Linked DNA regions of Mus musculus: regions 1, 2 and 3 are each linked to region 4. A link is a contact called in ENCODE POLR2A ChIA-PET data. All regions are on one chromosome and are shown on one strand. The core of a region is the stretch at or near the end of the contact, and the rest is flanking DNA. Distances in the headings are between cores, read along the strand shown.

The links. ChIA-PET counts read pairs that join two places held with the same protein, here RNA polymerase II (POLR2A).
Region 1: POLR2A ChIA-PET joins it to region 4 with 24 read pairs in embryonic stem cell. The contact joins the enhancer-like site here to the promoter of Mknk2 in region 4. POLR2A ChIA-PET finds 5 or more read pairs at or near these places in 3 of 5 experiments (Patski and embryonic stem cell).
Region 2: POLR2A ChIA-PET joins it to region 4 with 82 read pairs in embryonic stem cell. The contact joins the promoter of Ap3d1 here to the promoter of Mknk2 in region 4. POLR2A ChIA-PET finds 5 or more read pairs at or near these places in 4 of 5 experiments (Patski and embryonic stem cell).
Region 3: POLR2A ChIA-PET joins it to region 4 with 14 read pairs in embryonic stem cell. The contact joins the enhancer-like site here to the promoter of Mknk2 in region 4. POLR2A ChIA-PET finds 5 or more read pairs at or near these places in 3 of 5 experiments (Patski and embryonic stem cell).

The regions. Positions count from the first base shown.
Region 1 is chr10:80,765,099-80,769,033 of GRCm38, forward strand. Dot1l (DOT1-like, histone H3 methyltransferase (S. cerevisiae)) reads left to right here. Exons shown (of 28, transcript NM_199322.2): 3 at 1,065-1,139; 4 at 3,507-3,570. Among named protein-coding and RNA genes, the nearest start is that of Dot1l, 12 kb to the left of the region's middle. Within about 2 kb of position 1,452, at least 1 of the 3 ENCODE cell types and tissues checked has a DNase peak (open chromatin) inside an H3K27ac peak, as active enhancers do.
Region 2 is chr10:80,740,478-80,744,436 of GRCm38, forward strand. It overlaps Ap3d1 (adaptor-related protein complex 3, delta 1 subunit), which reads right to left and starts at 1,798. Exons shown (of 31, transcript NM_007460.2): 1 at 1,419-1,798. The coding sequence starts at 1,514.
Region 3 is chr10:80,782,379-80,786,165 of GRCm38, forward strand. Dot1l (DOT1-like, histone H3 methyltransferase (S. cerevisiae)) reads left to right here. Exons shown (of 28, transcript NM_199322.2): 13 at 806-913; 14 at 1,046-1,277; 15 at 1,495-1,608; 16 at 2,187-2,278; 17 at 2,364-2,465; 18 at 2,672-2,809; 19 at 3,120-3,245; 20 at 3,404-3,787. Among named protein-coding and RNA genes, the nearest start is that of Plekhj1, 14 kb to the right of the region's middle. Within about 2 kb of position 2,094, at least 1 of the 3 ENCODE cell types and tissues checked has a DNase peak (open chromatin) inside an H3K27ac peak, as active enhancers do.
Region 4 is chr10:80,674,188-80,677,650 of GRCm38, forward strand. It overlaps Mknk2 (MAP kinase-interacting serine/threonine kinase 2), which reads right to left and starts at 2,106. Exons shown (of 14, transcript NM_021462.4): 1 at 1,894-2,106; 2 at 1,637-1,753. The coding sequence starts at 1,687.

The DNA of each region.
Region 1 (3,935 bases), core at 202-2,701, 90 kb after region 4:
GGAAAGCCCTGGCAGACCATAGAGACTGGACTCATAGATTGCCATTCAATGCCACAGGTGGAGGCAGTGGAAGCAGTGGGACTTACAAGCCAGCCGGGGCCGTAAAGAGGCCAGTTAAGTTGGGTATAGTGCTAGCCTGGGGACCTGAGTACATCTCTGGAAGCCATGTGAATGAAGATGGAAGGAGGGGACTGGCTACAGATTTCCTTTGATCTCTTATGTGTGCTATGGTACACATGTCACCCCATCTTGTGCATCTACAAGTACATACATACCTAACCTAAGAAGGCCCACCCACACCCTTGCCAACTGTCTAAGCCTCCAGGAAGCTCTTTTGGTGGAAGAGTGTATCTGGCTGGAGTGGAACCCAGCAGAACTTGTGAGGCAGAGGCAGGAGCATCACTATAGTTTTGAGGCCAGCCTGGTTTGCCCCTTGGTATACATAGTGAGTTCAGGACAGTCAAGGCTGTGTAGAAAAATCCTGTCTGGGGGCGGGGTGGGGCGGGGTGTTATATCCCAAGCTGGTCCCTCCCCCAGAGTTTTTTTTTTTTTTTTTTTTAATTATGTTTGTGTGTGGTTGATTTGTCAGGTACACACATGCCACAGCATATGGTGGGGGCAGAGGGCAGCTTTGTGAAATTGCTTCTCCTCCTTGTGTAGGCTACAGGATTGAACTTGGGTTGTTGGTTCTGTGCCACAGTTGCTTTTACCCACTGAGCCATCTTGCCAGCTCCCTCCCCATCTTGGGGAAAGGTCCCATTATGTAGCCCAGACTGGCCTTGAATTAGAAATTTTTATGCCTCAGCCCCACCCAATGTGCTGGATTGGCTGGCTTGTACCACTGAGCCTGTCTAATATTTTGCTTTTTACCATAATATATGAATTTATTTCTTTTCCAAGTGCCAACACTGACCTTGGCCTCAAAATCTGTGATTTCTCAATAGCTCCTCATGAACTTGCACAGTAACATTCACACACACACACACACACACACACACACACACACACACACACTCCAGAGAGCGTCGTGCTGAGGCCAGCAACACCTCTGTGTTCCATTTCAGGTGGGTCTGCGAGGAAATCCCAGATCTCAAGCTGGCCATGGAGAACTATGTCCTGATCGACTACGACACCAAAAGGTGAGCAGGAAGGGATGGAGCAGGCTGTGGGCTGCACCTACCCCGCTGCCTACACCCTTGCTACGCTTCCTTCGGGAAGCTCTTTTGGTAGAAGAGTGTATCTGGCTGGAGGAGTGAGGCAATCACTGGGAACTCCTACACTGTACACATTGAATTGATATGTGGGAAATTACCAGGGCTGGTGAGAGAGCTACTGGCCGTTTTAACAGCAGGTCCTGCCAGCGCTATGTTGATGGGCCTCCACCTTGCCACCATAGGTGCTGGGTGAGGCCAATCCTTGCCCCCACCTAGGTAGGCCTTCTGTGCAGAGTGGGCGGAGAAGCAAAGGCATCCCTGGAATGCTGCCTGGAGCCAGGTTTGTTTTTCTTTGAGAAAGAATAGCCCAGGCTCTACCTCCTGCTCAGAGCCTGCCTAAAAAAGCTTTGCTTGACCTATGACCTGATTATTAGAAAGGATTCCTGCCAGCCTTAGTGACACTGGGACAGGACAGTCCTACAGTCCACTGGCTGGGCCCCTTGCCCTCTGACTAGCAACTGGGTGTAAGTGGACTCGAGCTCACTGCTGACCCAAGGCAGGAGCCTGTGTCCTTATAGAGTTGGAATTAACTTCAGCCCTCTATCTCACTTCCTCTGTGAAGCTCCTGGACCCCAGGAAACGACTTTTTTCATGTGAGGAACCCACCCAGAACCCTGCAGTGGGACCCTCCACCCCTCTGGTCGTCGAGTAGGCTTTCTTACCTTACCTGGTGTGACCTCAAACTCCTGGGGCTCGCATGACCCAAATTCCAAGTAGCTGGGACTGTAGTTGTGTGTGCCAACACCTCGCCCTGCTTTGGCTTTTCCCGGTTCAGGGATGCCATGCTCTGTTCTGTGGCTGCAGCTGTCCTGGGTTCCTTTTAAGAGAAAGAAAGGTGGGCTGGTGAGATGGCTCAGTGGGTAAGAGCACCCGACTGCTCTTCTGAAGGTCCGGAGTTCAAATCCCAGCAACCACATGGTGGCTCACAACCATCTGTAACAAGATCTGACACCCTCTTCTGGAGTGTCTGAAGACAGCTACAGTATACTTACATATAATAAATAAATAAATCTTTAAAAAAAAAAAAAAGAGAGAAAGAAAGGTGTAAGACACATGATTGGGGCCAGTCCAGGTTCATACTGTAACACACCAGAGTGCTGGGGCATCAAGTGGCATTGTGTGACTCCCTCACATGGGGAGGAAGCTGTCTGTGTGTCTTAGTGTTCCAGAGCATCCTGTCCCCAGCATTAGTCTCCTCCTGGGCATTTAGGGTATCCCTGAACATAGGGGGTGTGGAGTAGCACTCTCATCCCTAGAACTGTGCTTCTGCTACTTGGCGGTCAAAGTACACAGGGGTCTTCTCAAAGAAACCAAGAAATTAAGGGGTCCTGCCCCAGGCCTGTCCAAAAGCCAGATACCCCTGCACCTGGTCCTGGCTGATGGTGGCCTGGAGTCCAGAAATTGGCAGGGCCTCCACTGCCCAAGCAATCCAAGGCACTATGCCTGCTTGCCTCCTTTTTAAACGGCTCCATTTATTTTTACTTTGAGTGTGAACGTTTGCCCATTTGTTTGTCTCTACAACATATGCAGGCAGTACCCACAGGGGCCAGAAGAATCCCCTGGAGCTGAAGCTATAGCTGGTTGTGAGCCTCTTTGTGGGTGCTGGGAACAGAACCTGAATACTCTTGCAGAGGTAGCCATTGCTGTCATTGCTATACTAGGCTGTCTCACATGTTCCAACTTCGTTTTCTTTTTTGGAGACAGGTTTCACTGTATAGCCCTGGCTGGCTTGAACTTGTAACATTGTCCATCTCTGCATCTTTCCACCTCCTGAGAGCTGGAGTTGTCAGTGTGGGCCAGTGCCCCATCCTGTTGTCTCACATGCTCCTTACAGCTTAGAGAGGAGAGCCTAGTCTCTCTACCTTCTACCTCATTTGAGATGACTTCTTAATTTTGAATGCTGCACATGCCAACCCTGCCCCCTTCTTCCTTAGAAGGATGGAGAACTCAGGACCTCATTCTGCCCTGCTTTTGGTAGGTTCTCAGGACTCAAACCCAGGACCTCATACTTAGTTAGAAACAAGCACACTAGCTGCTGAAACTATCTCCCCAGCCCTCGCCTAGGTCATAGTTATGACATGCTCTTAAAGTTCCTCATCTAAGTGACAGTCTGACTGTGGAATTGACATGTGAAGTAGAGTTACCCAAACTGCCTTGGCCTTGTTCCTGTGTCCAGGGACCGTCTGAGCACAGAGCTGGCCAGACATGTTGGTGTTCTGGAGCCCGGTGGCCTCCAATAACACACACATACTCACTCACACACACACACACACTCTCTCCTTCCTTTTTCAGTTTTGAAAGCATGCAGCGGCTGTGTGACAAATACAACCGGGCCATCGACAGCATCCACCAGCTGGTAAGTGGCTCCCCACTTGCAAGGCTGGTCACTCCCACTGGATTTGCATGGTGTTGACTCCTAGGCCTCCCAGGGCAGCCAAGCACTAGGACCTCCTGCAGTTTGTGAAAGAGTGGTAGGGAGGGCAGTTGGCATGGTGTATTAGTCAGGGTTCTCTAGAGTCACAGAACTTATGGGTAGTTTATTATACTCTATATAGTAAAGGAATTTATTGATGACTTACAGTCTGCAGTCCAACTCCCAACAATGGTCAGCAGCAGCTGTGAATGGAAGTCCAAGGATCTAGCAGTTGCTCAGTCCCACAGGGCAAGCAGGCAAAGGAGAAAGAGCCTTTCTTCTTCCAATGTCCTTATGTAGTCTCCAGC
Region 2 (3,959 bases), core at 548-3,047, 66 kb after region 4:
AGCTCTGCACTACTGAAAGAGCTTTCTGCAGACTACATGCAAGACAGTACAATGAAACTCAGTATCAAATGTAATACACACCAATTTTTAAAAAGCACCTCCACCATTACCCCACAGACACCTGTGGGACACTCACAGTCTATGTACACCAATTCCCAATGAAGATTTGAGATTTGCGGGATGGGAAGGTAGGGGACGTGAAGAGCAAAACATAACAGAGGCCTGAGGCCCTGGGCACACATACCTTAAAATCAGTAATCCCAACACTAAGAAGACTGAGGCAGGAGTACCATGAGCCAGCCCAGGTTATGTCCCTAGCTAGAGTCTGTTTCAGGTACTCAAACTAGAATGTGACCTGTCCCCAGGGTCCTAGAACAGCTGCCCAGGGAACATTCTCTGTACGGGAAGGCAAGAAGGGAATGTGGAAGCCCTCTTGAGAGCAAAGAGGGCCACAGTACAAAGGAAATATCACATAGGGCAGTCCACACCCAGCAAAACGCAGGCCAACCAGCTATTTCAACTGAAGTAACAGCCAGGGAGAGCAGGGAGGGTACAAACCACACCAGGTAGGGTAGAAGGGAAGAGGGCTACAGAGAAATGACTGTCCCAGCTAGGGACAGGCACCCTCTTTCAGCATGGCCTTCCAGCCCAGGAGGAGGCCTGCGTCTTTCCACTGAGCCAGGCACTAAGTAGTCACTCTATCACTTCTTCCTTAATCTAGGTCACAGGCTGTGGGGAGGAAAGGAAGCAGCGCTTGTAGTCTCAGTGTAACTTCTGGAAAAATCGCTTCCACACCCTGACTTCTGCCTTCTTTGAGCTTCCAGTTTTGAAGTCAGGCTTCCCCATTCCAAGATGCCCCTAGGTCCTGCACACACTAATAGTTCAGGGGATCTGGGGCAGGAAAACCTGGCAGGGTTCCCAAGGAAGCCCAAGACAGCCACCCGGGCCTGTGCTTTCCTGACAAGGGGATTTCTCCATGGGAGACACGTAGACCTATGACAGGATTTTTCTGTGAGGGTCCCCGATTCCTCCATATGGGATCCAGAAACTAGCTCAAGTGGGGGAACCTTTGCCTAAGTAAGTCTTCTTCAAGAAGGTAAACTCAGGCTCTAGCAGTGGCATCCAACTTCAAGACCTAAAACGCTGAGGCCTTTAGGGCAAGGACTGCTCCAAGTGGACAATTTGGAGGTTCAGGGAGTGGCCCCTAGTTACAACAGACGAGACACCTGAGCCATTTTGGACAGCGCCTGTTTCAAGCTGCTGGGGGTAAACTGAGGCCAGGGGAAGGAGAGGCTGTGCAGAGCCGCAGCTCTGGAACAGGCAGGACGGGAAAGGCGATGGGGTCGAGGAAGACGGCTCCACGGCGGGCCAGAGGCAATGGGGGGAAAGCCCGGCAGCCCCGCTCCGCGCCGGCTCACCTCGTCCTCCTTGTGGTTGCGGATGCCGCGGACCAGATCCTGCAGGTTCTTATCGAACATGCGGTCGATACTGCCCTTGACCATCTTGAGGGCCATCGCGGCGGCCCGTGGGCTGCGGCCTCCGAGGGAAACGCCGCTGCCGCGGCCCTAGAAGGTGCGGGGACCCGGCGACCGCACCTCAGGCAACCGCCCCGCTGTGTTTCCGGCCGCCGCGGAGGGGACGCCGTGGAGGCCAGAGCGACGGCTGTAGCCGGAGAGCAGTCTGAGGAGAAGGGGTAGCCAGTAAGCCCGCCCCCCCCAGCTTCCACAGACCCTTCCCAGCTTAGGGCCGCTGCAAATGGCGGCCAAGATGGCGGTGGGTCAGCTGACGGAGAGCCTCAGCCTCCCGGAAGCCCCGCCTCACCGAAAAGCCCAGCCCCACATTGCAGTTTCCTTGACAACCACACGCCACCCAATAGGAAAGCAGACACCACCCTTTGACGCCTAGCAGCCCACCCCTTCCTCTGCAATGCCTTGCAGCCTCATTGGTGAACAAGAACTCCACAGACGTCCTAACCACGCCCCTAAGGGAAAATCGAGAGCAGGTCTCCCCACTCGCTAAATGACAGCAGTGGGCGTGGTCTTATCTGGTGTGGGCGTGGCTAGAGGAGGGCGGAGCTCCACGTGGAGCTTTTTCTGCAAGGTCCTGGCCAAATATATCCAGCCCAGCCTTTTCTGAATTTAAGTGGTGACTTGGGAATCAGTGTCAGGAGTCAATCACACCAGCAATCCAACCGGCCGGCCTGTGAAACCCTGTCTGTAAAACCAGCACAAGGCTTGGATGGTGGACACCATACAGGAGAAACTGTGGTGGGCAAGTGACTTTGCTGGAGATGGTCCACCGTTTTGCACAGCTGTGATGCATGTTCCTAGAGAGGCACTGCCCCCCGGAGGCGTTCGTCTCTGGATTACTTCTTGGTGCTGCAGTGCCTCCTCATGTTTTTCATTGTTATATGCCTCCCATATCTAGTACGATGTGAATGGGCACCAGGAGACCCTCACTGCCTAGAGTCTGCTGTGGTTGCTTATTGGGAGACAGCCCACTCGATTGGGCAAGTCTCCTGCAGATTAATATAAAGATGAACTTTCATAAAATAGATGAATTAATGATTTTATAGAATTTCTTATTTGATTAAAATAGTTTTAAGATGTTAGGGTAGGTGATAGAAAGTTTAAGGAGGGGCTGGTGAGATGGCTCAGTGGGTAAGAGCACCCGACTGCTCTTCCGAAGGTCCAGAGTTCAAATCCCAGCAATCACATGGTGGCTCACAACCATCCGTAAAGGAGATCTGACTCCCTCTTCTGGAGTGTCTGAAGACAGCTACAATATATTTCCATATAATAAATAAATACATCTTAAAAAAAAAAAAAGAAAGTTTAAGGAGATGGTTTAGATTGTTTTGCCAGAAAGATATAGTAAAGTTAGCATTAAGCATAGAATGTGTCCCCTCCTTTGGCTGCAAACGTTAAATAAGGAACACAGTGAGCTTTCGTGTGTTACAAGCATGTAATTGTACTTGAAAGACAAAATAGGCTTGGGACTAATTTTTTTTTTTTTGGTGCACAAACACTTTTATTTATTTATTTATTTACTTATTTATTACATGTAAGTACACTGTAGCTGTCTTCAGACGTACCAGAAGAGGGCATAAGATCTCATTATGGGTGGTTGTGAGCCACCATGTGGTTGCTGGGATTTGAACTCCGGACCTTCTGAAGACCAGTCGGGTGCTCTTACCCACTGAGCCATCTCACCAGTCCCCTGGCTTGGGACTAATTAATGATCAAAGAAGACATTCATTTTAGGTTAGGTCCGAGTCCCTGGATCATGTGATCCAAGAATGTGGTCCCATGTTTAAATAATTATACTATGAGTATAAGAGTAGAGAATAGGTAATTAGCCAGTTTAGCTGAACAGCACTTCAAAAATAATATGGAAGATAGATTACCTGTTTCTTTTGTTTGTTTGGTTGGTTTTGGTTTTTTGAGTCAGGGTTTCTCTGTGTAGCCCTGGCTGTCCTGGAACTCACTTGGTAGACCAGGCTGGCCTCGAACTCAGAAATCTGCCTGCCTCTGCCTCCCAAGTGCTGGGATTAAAGGCATGTGCCACCACACCCGGCTGAACTTCCCTTTCTGGACATTCAGCAGGAACACTAAGTTTTAAAGCTCTTCTAGAGAACCTGGGTTCATTTGCAAGCACCCACATGGTCACTCAAAAACATCTGTAATGCTACCCAGTTCCAGGGAATTCCTAGCCAGCTGCCTCAGGCAGTATCTTAGTTAGTCTTTTATTTCTATGAACAGACACCATGGCCAAGGCAACTCTTATAAGGACAACATTTAACAGGGGCTGGTTTACAGTTTAGATCATTATCATCATGGTGGGAAGCATGGCAGCATCCAGGCAGACAGTGTTGGAGAAGGAGCTGAGAGTACTTACTACATACATCTTGATCCCAAAGCAGCCAGGAAAAGGCTCTCTTTGCACTGGGTGGAGCTTGA
Region 3 (3,787 bases), core at 844-3,343, 110 kb after region 4:
CTTTAGTGCCATGAATCCCCAAGTCAGGGGTGTGTCCTAACAGTTGAGGATTCTTGTCTCTAGTACCCTGGAAGGCTGGGCAGTGTGCTCCATGGCAGGTACTTCTCTAGTCACAGCTGCTGGGCATTGGCTTATGTTGTCCCCTGTGAGTAGCTGAGACAGGCTCTCCTCAGGGACATATAGAGGTGGGCTATTGTGTGCCTTTCCCTGGGGAGATGTAAACCAAGATGTGTTCACTGTACATGGACACTAAGAGCAGAGCCTAACACTCTAGCAGCTGTTGCCGGGTGAAGTGCTGAGCTGTCGGTGGTACAGGAGTGTAGGCACCTTACAGGCAGGTACACTGCCACCAAGGAGTGCATCCCACAGCAGCCTAGCGCCTGTAACCAGTGTGTGTCCTCAGCTGATTCCACAAGGGCATTCAGGTGTGCACCTCATGAAGGCCAGAGCAGCTGGGTTCAAGTCAGAGTGGCTGTGTTGTGCCAAGAGGACATAGGTCTTTAATGTGTGGTTTGGCCTAGCTCTTTGGGGGACCATATCTGTCCTGAGTGGCGCAGTTGGGCCTCTCTGTTGGTTGGCATGTCCCATGAGCTTTCATTGCCATGTGGTCCTGCAGCTATCAGTGTAGGGTAATCCTGGGCCATCACACCATGACAGGCTCATGTCTTCCCCACAGAGGGGCTGTGGGACCCAAGTCATGCATTGAGACTCTCCCAAGTGTCTTGTGTATGTAGCTACTTCATTCGTGCTGGAGCAGAGTTGGATCATCCTGTGTTCTGGACACTTACCCAGCACTTCCTTTCAGGAGGAGCAGGAGGCAGCTAGGCGAAGACAGCAGCGAGAGAACAAGAGCAATGCGACCACGCCCACCAAAGTCCCTGAGAGCAAAGCAGCTGCCACTGAGGCCCCCGCGGTGAGATAGGCTCCTTGTCCAGCATGTCCGTCCAGCACAGGGCACAGGGCTGCTAGGTGGCTGGGGTGCCTCAGCCTATGGTCTTGTGAGCACTCCTGCTGTGACCCTTACCTGCCTGTCTGTGTTCTCCAGGATTCTGGTGCTGAGGAAGAAAAATCAGGTGTGGCTACTGTCAAAAAGCCATCTCCCTCCAAAGCCCGGAAGAAGAAACTGAACAAGAAAGGGAGAAAGATGGCTGGCCGGAAACGTGGGCGGCCCAAGAAAATGAGTGCTGCCAGTGCCGAACGCAAGTCTAAGAAGAGCCAAAGCACACTGGATCTCCTGCACTCTCCGCCCCCAGCCCCACCCTCAGCCTCACCCCAGGGTAAGCCTCTTTCTTTTCTGCATTGCAGGGGTGTGAGTCCCCATTCATGTGACTATGGGACTCTGCCATGTGCCAGGCCTGATACTACAAACCAGGAGGAGCTCAGTGTGGATTTGGATCCCATAGCTGTTTCAAACCCCAGATTTGACAAGTTTGTTGCCCACAGTAGTGTGGGACCATGGTTGGTAGCTGACGGGGACTCTTCTCTCTCTTGCAGATGCGTACAGGGCACCTCACAGCCCATTCTACCAGCTACCTCCAAGCACGCAGCTGCACTCACCCAACCCACTGCTAGTGGCACCCACCCCACCTGCGCTGCAGAAGCTTTTAGGTGGGTCATAGCTCTGACATTGAAGCCATTCTGTGGGGGCTGTGCAAGTGGTGGGGCCCCAGTCAAGCCCACTTGCTGTATGGCCTGGCTTACTTTGGCTTATGTTGGCTCCTGTGAGTAGCTGAGACCAACTTACCTCAGGCATCCTGGACCACATCTGGGGACCTGTGTGTCCCATCAGTACTTGGGGAGCTCTGTATAGAACAACTCACTGTAAGCCAGGTGGTGGTGGCGCACGCCTTTAATCCTGGCAGGTGGATTTCTGAGTTTGAGGCCAACCTGGTCTACAAAGTGAGTTCCAGGATAGCCAGGGTTACAGAGAAACCCTGTCTGGGGGGGAGGGGGACCCTCACTGCACAGGGAAGGCTGACAAAATCCCTTACTTGAAGGAGAGATCTGCTTTCAGGGTTTAGGGTTGCCCATTCTGCCAGGAGGAAACCTCCCACATTGTGAGAAAAGCTGAAAGTACAGCAGAATGGACCTGCAGCAAGCCAGGGCCCAATAGCCTCCCTGTGTCTGCTGCCTCCCACTCCTGCACCAGCCTTTCTTTACATGTTGTGCTGTGTGTGTGCCTCCAGAGTCCTTCAGAATCCAGTACCTGCAGTTCCTGGCTTATACAAAGACCCCGCAGTACAAGGCTAACCTACAGCAGCTTCTGGACCAGGAGAAGGTGCGCAGGCTCTGCCTTAATGTCAGTTCTCAACATAGGGCTGCCTGGGGGCTCTGTGGTCACCTTCTCCTGTCCTCTCTTGCAGGAGAAGAACACACAGCTCCTGGGCACAGCCCAGCAGCTCTTCGGCCATTGCCAGGCCCAAAAGGAAGAAATCCGCAGGCTGTTCCAGCAGAAGCTGGATGAGGTGACGTGAGGCCGCCCGCCCGCCCACTTCAGCAGAACCTGACCCAGGGTTTGGTGGGGCAACCAAAGATAGCGTCCCTTGTCCTTATGGAAGTACTGATATGGAATTGCCTTGGCTATACTCGGGTCAGAGCTGTAGGGTAGCTGTCATCTCTTTTGTTCCTATAAACTGGGACTCTACTCACCATGCTTTGTCCTCATCCCCAGTTGGGCGTGAAGGCGCTGACCTACAATGACCTGATTCAGGCCCAGAAGGAAATCTCTGCCCACAACCAGCAGCTGCGGGAACAGTCGGAACAGCTGGAGAAGGACAACAGCGAGCTTCGGAGCCAGAGCCTGCGGCTGGTGTGTGCAGGGGGGCCTGCCGCTGCTGGTTGCGCACGTGTGGGGTGGAGGGAGGACTTGATTGCCCACTCACTGGCCCAGAGGTGTGCTCTGGCACCAGATTTGCTGGGCTGAGCAAGGATCAGGCCAGGGACTCTTTTCCATCTTGTCATGGTCCTGTAAAGGTCATATTGGCCTTTATTACATTGCTTGTTTGTGGCTGGGTGTTGATACTATGTGCTACAACTGTGGGAAGGATCCATTGCACTGTCCAGAGAGCCTGGCCCTTGCTCCCTTTGGCTACTGAGACTTCCTGTTCATGTACCCATAGCTCAGGGCCCGGTGTGAGGAGCTGAGGCTTGACTGGTCCACACTGTCCTTGGAGAACCTGCGGAAAGAGAAGCAGGCCCTGAGGAGCCAGATCTCAGAGAAGCAGCGGCACTGCCTGGAGCTGCAGGTAGGGTATTGGTGTGTTGCATCAGACCCCATCTTCACCCTCAGAAAGGCATCTGTGATGGTGGACAGCAGGGGTGTACGTGTCGTTGGACCACCATGTGCCACCTACCCTGCTGGGTGGAGCCTTGGCTGCTCTGTGACACCCCTCCCATCCTCTAGATCAGCATCGTGGAGCTCGAGAAGACCCAGCGCCAGCAGGAGCTCCTGCAGTTAAAGTCCTGTGTACCACCAGATGATGCTTTGTCTTTGCATCTGCGTGGCAAGGGTGCCCTGGGCCGAGAGCTGGAGGCTGATGCTGGGCGCTTACGCCTTGAGCTGGACTGTGCCAAGATCTCCCTGCCACACCTCAGCAGCATGAGCCCTGAGCTGTCCATGAACGGCCATGCTGCCAGCTATGAGCTCTGCAATGCAGCTAGTCGGCCATCATCCAAGCAGAACACACCCCAGTACCTGGCCTCTCCCTTGGACCAGGAGGTCGTACCTTGTACCCCTAGCCACAGTGGCCGGCCTCGGCTAGAAAAGCTGTCTGGCCTGGCTTTGCCT
Region 4 (3,463 bases), core at 856-3,355:
TGCAGAGCCCCACAGTGGCCACGCAGAGGGCAGCTTGCAGTCCCAAGTGCTGTGTGGGCAGTCCAGTCTGGTCCAGCCAGCCTCCCCTGGGTCTGGCTGAGGGCCTTGAGTCAGCAGGCCTGGCAGGAGGCGGCTCGAACCATCTAGAAAGCCAGGGTTTGCTTTGGCAGCCTTGCTGACCCTCTAGGCTCAAGCAAAGCCCCAGGAGGGCAAAAAAAAAAAACCCACTGTAGGTGACATTCTTGGGTCCATCTCTCGTTCCTGCTCAGCCCCAAATCAAGCTGGCCAAGGATAACAGGCATTTGAGGCAGGGGTGGGGCAGTTGGCCAGGGGCACTGGCTGGACAGGCCTGGGAATTCTTCCCTATCTGCATGCCCCTCCCACAGGGGTGCAGGCACACACATACACACTCTTGCCTTCTCTACAGGGCAACAGGTCCCTGCCCCAGGAAGCCATTACATAATCCAGCCTTCTGGGTGGGGTGGGCAGGCTGACATCACTGCGTCCTTTAGGCCAGGCCCCAAGTAGGGGGCTCTGCCTAGCACCCTGCCCACCTTCACCACCCCCAGATATACTCATCTAAGGTAAGACTCAATCAGCCACCATTAATAACACTACAGAAACTTCCTGTTCTGATAAGAAATAACACTTTGGGCCTGGGGTGTCTTGAGGGAAGGTCTCCACAGGCCACCACCAAGTGTGGAGGTTGCAGTGGGGCAAAGCATACCCATGTGCCAAAGGGTTTCCCCAACAAGGCTTCATCCCCTCTGATCCCAACCAACCGCACAGGCCAGCTTGAGACTACAGTGGACAGATACAGGGTTTCCCTGGAACTATATACACAGAAGTAGGGGAGACGGGGCTGAGAGACTGCAAGGAACATCCAGCCACTGACCACAAGCCAACCTAGGGGAGCTCACAAAAGAGAGAGCTAGGACCTGCTGACGTGCTTTCATCCAGAACAAGGCCAACCTGGGGGACACAGAAAGTGTGGGATCACATACAGAAAGTGGGTGGGGAGCACAAGACTGAGATCAGGCTGATGGCGAGGGACATAGAGCCACCAATCAGTGGTGGGAGTGGGTCCTGAAAGAAAGAGCTACTAGGCAGCCGGGGACAGGTTGTAGCCTGCAACAAGCACACACTGCAGGAAACAAATGTAAAGTCCATCAGAGACCACATACAGAGGTAGGAAAGCCCGGGCTGAGAAACTGCTAGGGACACAGCCACAGATCACAGGGGAGCCTGGGGCAGTTCATGAAGAGTTAGTAGGCAGCTAGAAGCAAGGCTGCAGCTTACTGACTCTCCCAACCAGCACAAGACAGGCCTGGAAGTTGCAAGGAACAGAAACACTCGATTTGCCTAGGATCACACACAGAAACAGACGACTGTGATCGGGCTAACTGCAAGGGACACAGAGCCACCAATCACAAGCCTGGGGGTGGGGGTTGAGGGTCCTAGAAGAGAGAGCTACTAGGAGGATGGGGACAGGGCTGCGGCCTGCTGACCCCCACCACCTCCAGCACAAAAGTCCAATGCAAGCACCCCTCCCAAGCCCTGCACCAGCCTCCCGAGTAGGCTCTGCTTATCCGTCGCACCCGTCACTGCAATGGGACCCCCGGACAGGACCCCTCACCTTGAACGAACGGTGGAAGCCCTGAAGTTCGGCTGTTCTCTTCTGCACCATCTTCAGTCCGGGCCCCACCAGCGGGGGAGGGGACGCGGGGCCCGGGGGGCGGCTTGGGAGGCGACCCTGCGGGCGGAGGAGACAAAGGACCGAGGCTGAGAGAGGCGCTCGGCCGGGCGGAGGCGGCCGGGGCTCGGCGGAGCTCCCGCGCCTGACTCGGGCTTCCTTCCTCCCTCGGAGAATGTCGCCCTTGGCGCCGCGCTCACCGGGGTCGGACACCGGCCGGGGTCGCAGCGCCGTCACCTCACCTAGCACAGCCCGGACCCCGCTCCGAGGACTGCGCGGGGAACAGCGCCGCCACAGCCACCGCTGCTGCTGCCGCCGCCGCCGCCGCCGCCGTCGCCGCCGCCGCCGCCGCCACCGCCGCCACCACCGCCACCACGGACCCCTCCACTGGGCCGCTGCCGCCGAGAGGAGCCGCGCGCGCGGCCGGCGCGGCCACCTTTATAGGCGCGGTCCCGAAGTTACCCCGCCCCTCCGCACCAGTCTCCGCCTTTCTCAGGGAACAGAGGAGGCGGAGCTTCCAGGAGCGTCGAAGGCCGCAGCGAGAAGAGCACGCCGGGGAATGCAGAATACGGCTGCGCGCTCCCGTTTAAGGGGCGGAGCTTAGCGGGGAGCGGAGTGGAGCTGCGCAGCGACCGTGTTGGCGACTCCAAACACGGCTGCGCACTTCGAGCTGGCAGGGGGAAGGGGAGATTCCGAGGGAAGTGGGGCGCGAAGCTTCAAGCGCGCCTGCGCACTCCCACGGTGGGGGCGGAGCGTGAAAAGATACTCGACTGCAGCCGCGTGACCTGGCTGGGGGGTGGGAGAGGACTGTGTGGAGAGGCTGGTGACCAGCCTCCGGAGTCGCCTGCGCCTGCGCAGAAGGGTACTGAAGGCTTCAGTTTGGGCCGTGAGGCCGCCTTCTCCTGTGTCACAGTTGGCCCGCTGGCTTGCGCGCTGCAGGTTCTGCTCCCTGTCCTTGAGCCGGGTGCCGCGTTCAGCTGCCGAAGGAGGGCAAGCCAGCCCTAATTTTACTGAATACTGATGCCCTTGTCCTGTGCTCCAGCTCTGCAATCCGTGATGAACCCTTCTTGAACCTCTTGGGTCCTTTGCAGCCCTCGGTGGGGATAGCTGGGACAAGAAGGGGCTAGGATCCCCGATTCAGGTTCGGATACAGTCAGACCGCGTTGTGCCTGCTGCCTCGGCTGCTTCCGTGCACAAAGAGGTTGTTTTCCCTCTTCAGGGTAGTTTGTCTACAAGTTTTTACCACCACCCTCTACTGAGGCTGGAGCCTCATGAACCTCAAGCAGCTCTTTGTGTGTTTGTGTGCACTCACACAGGTCCTCGTCCGTGTGAGTGTGTGTGCCTTATGCATACAGGTGCCTGGAAAGTCAGAAGAGAGGTGAAATTACACGATGCCTGATGTGGGTGCTGGGCTGTACCCTGGGTTCTCTGTAAGAGTAACAGTTTGGCTTAACTTATGAGTCATCTGTCTGACTCCCGAGCCTCATTGTCGTCATTAGTGATTGCATTGGCAGAAATGTTTGTCTCTAATTCAGATTGTCATGCCTGTACAAGGTTCATTACCTGGACAGATTTGGGCAGGGGATAGAACTTCAGCTCAAGGCAGTCAGGGATCAATTCCTGGCAGACTCAAACAAGGGTCTCTACTCAGCTGTTAAAGGAGTTTGCCACCAATTATAGCCTGAGCCCATTCCTGGGACACATGTAAGAGAAATAGCTTCTACCTGTGGCTAGCTGTAGCATGTGTGTGTGTGTCCACGGGGGCCAGCA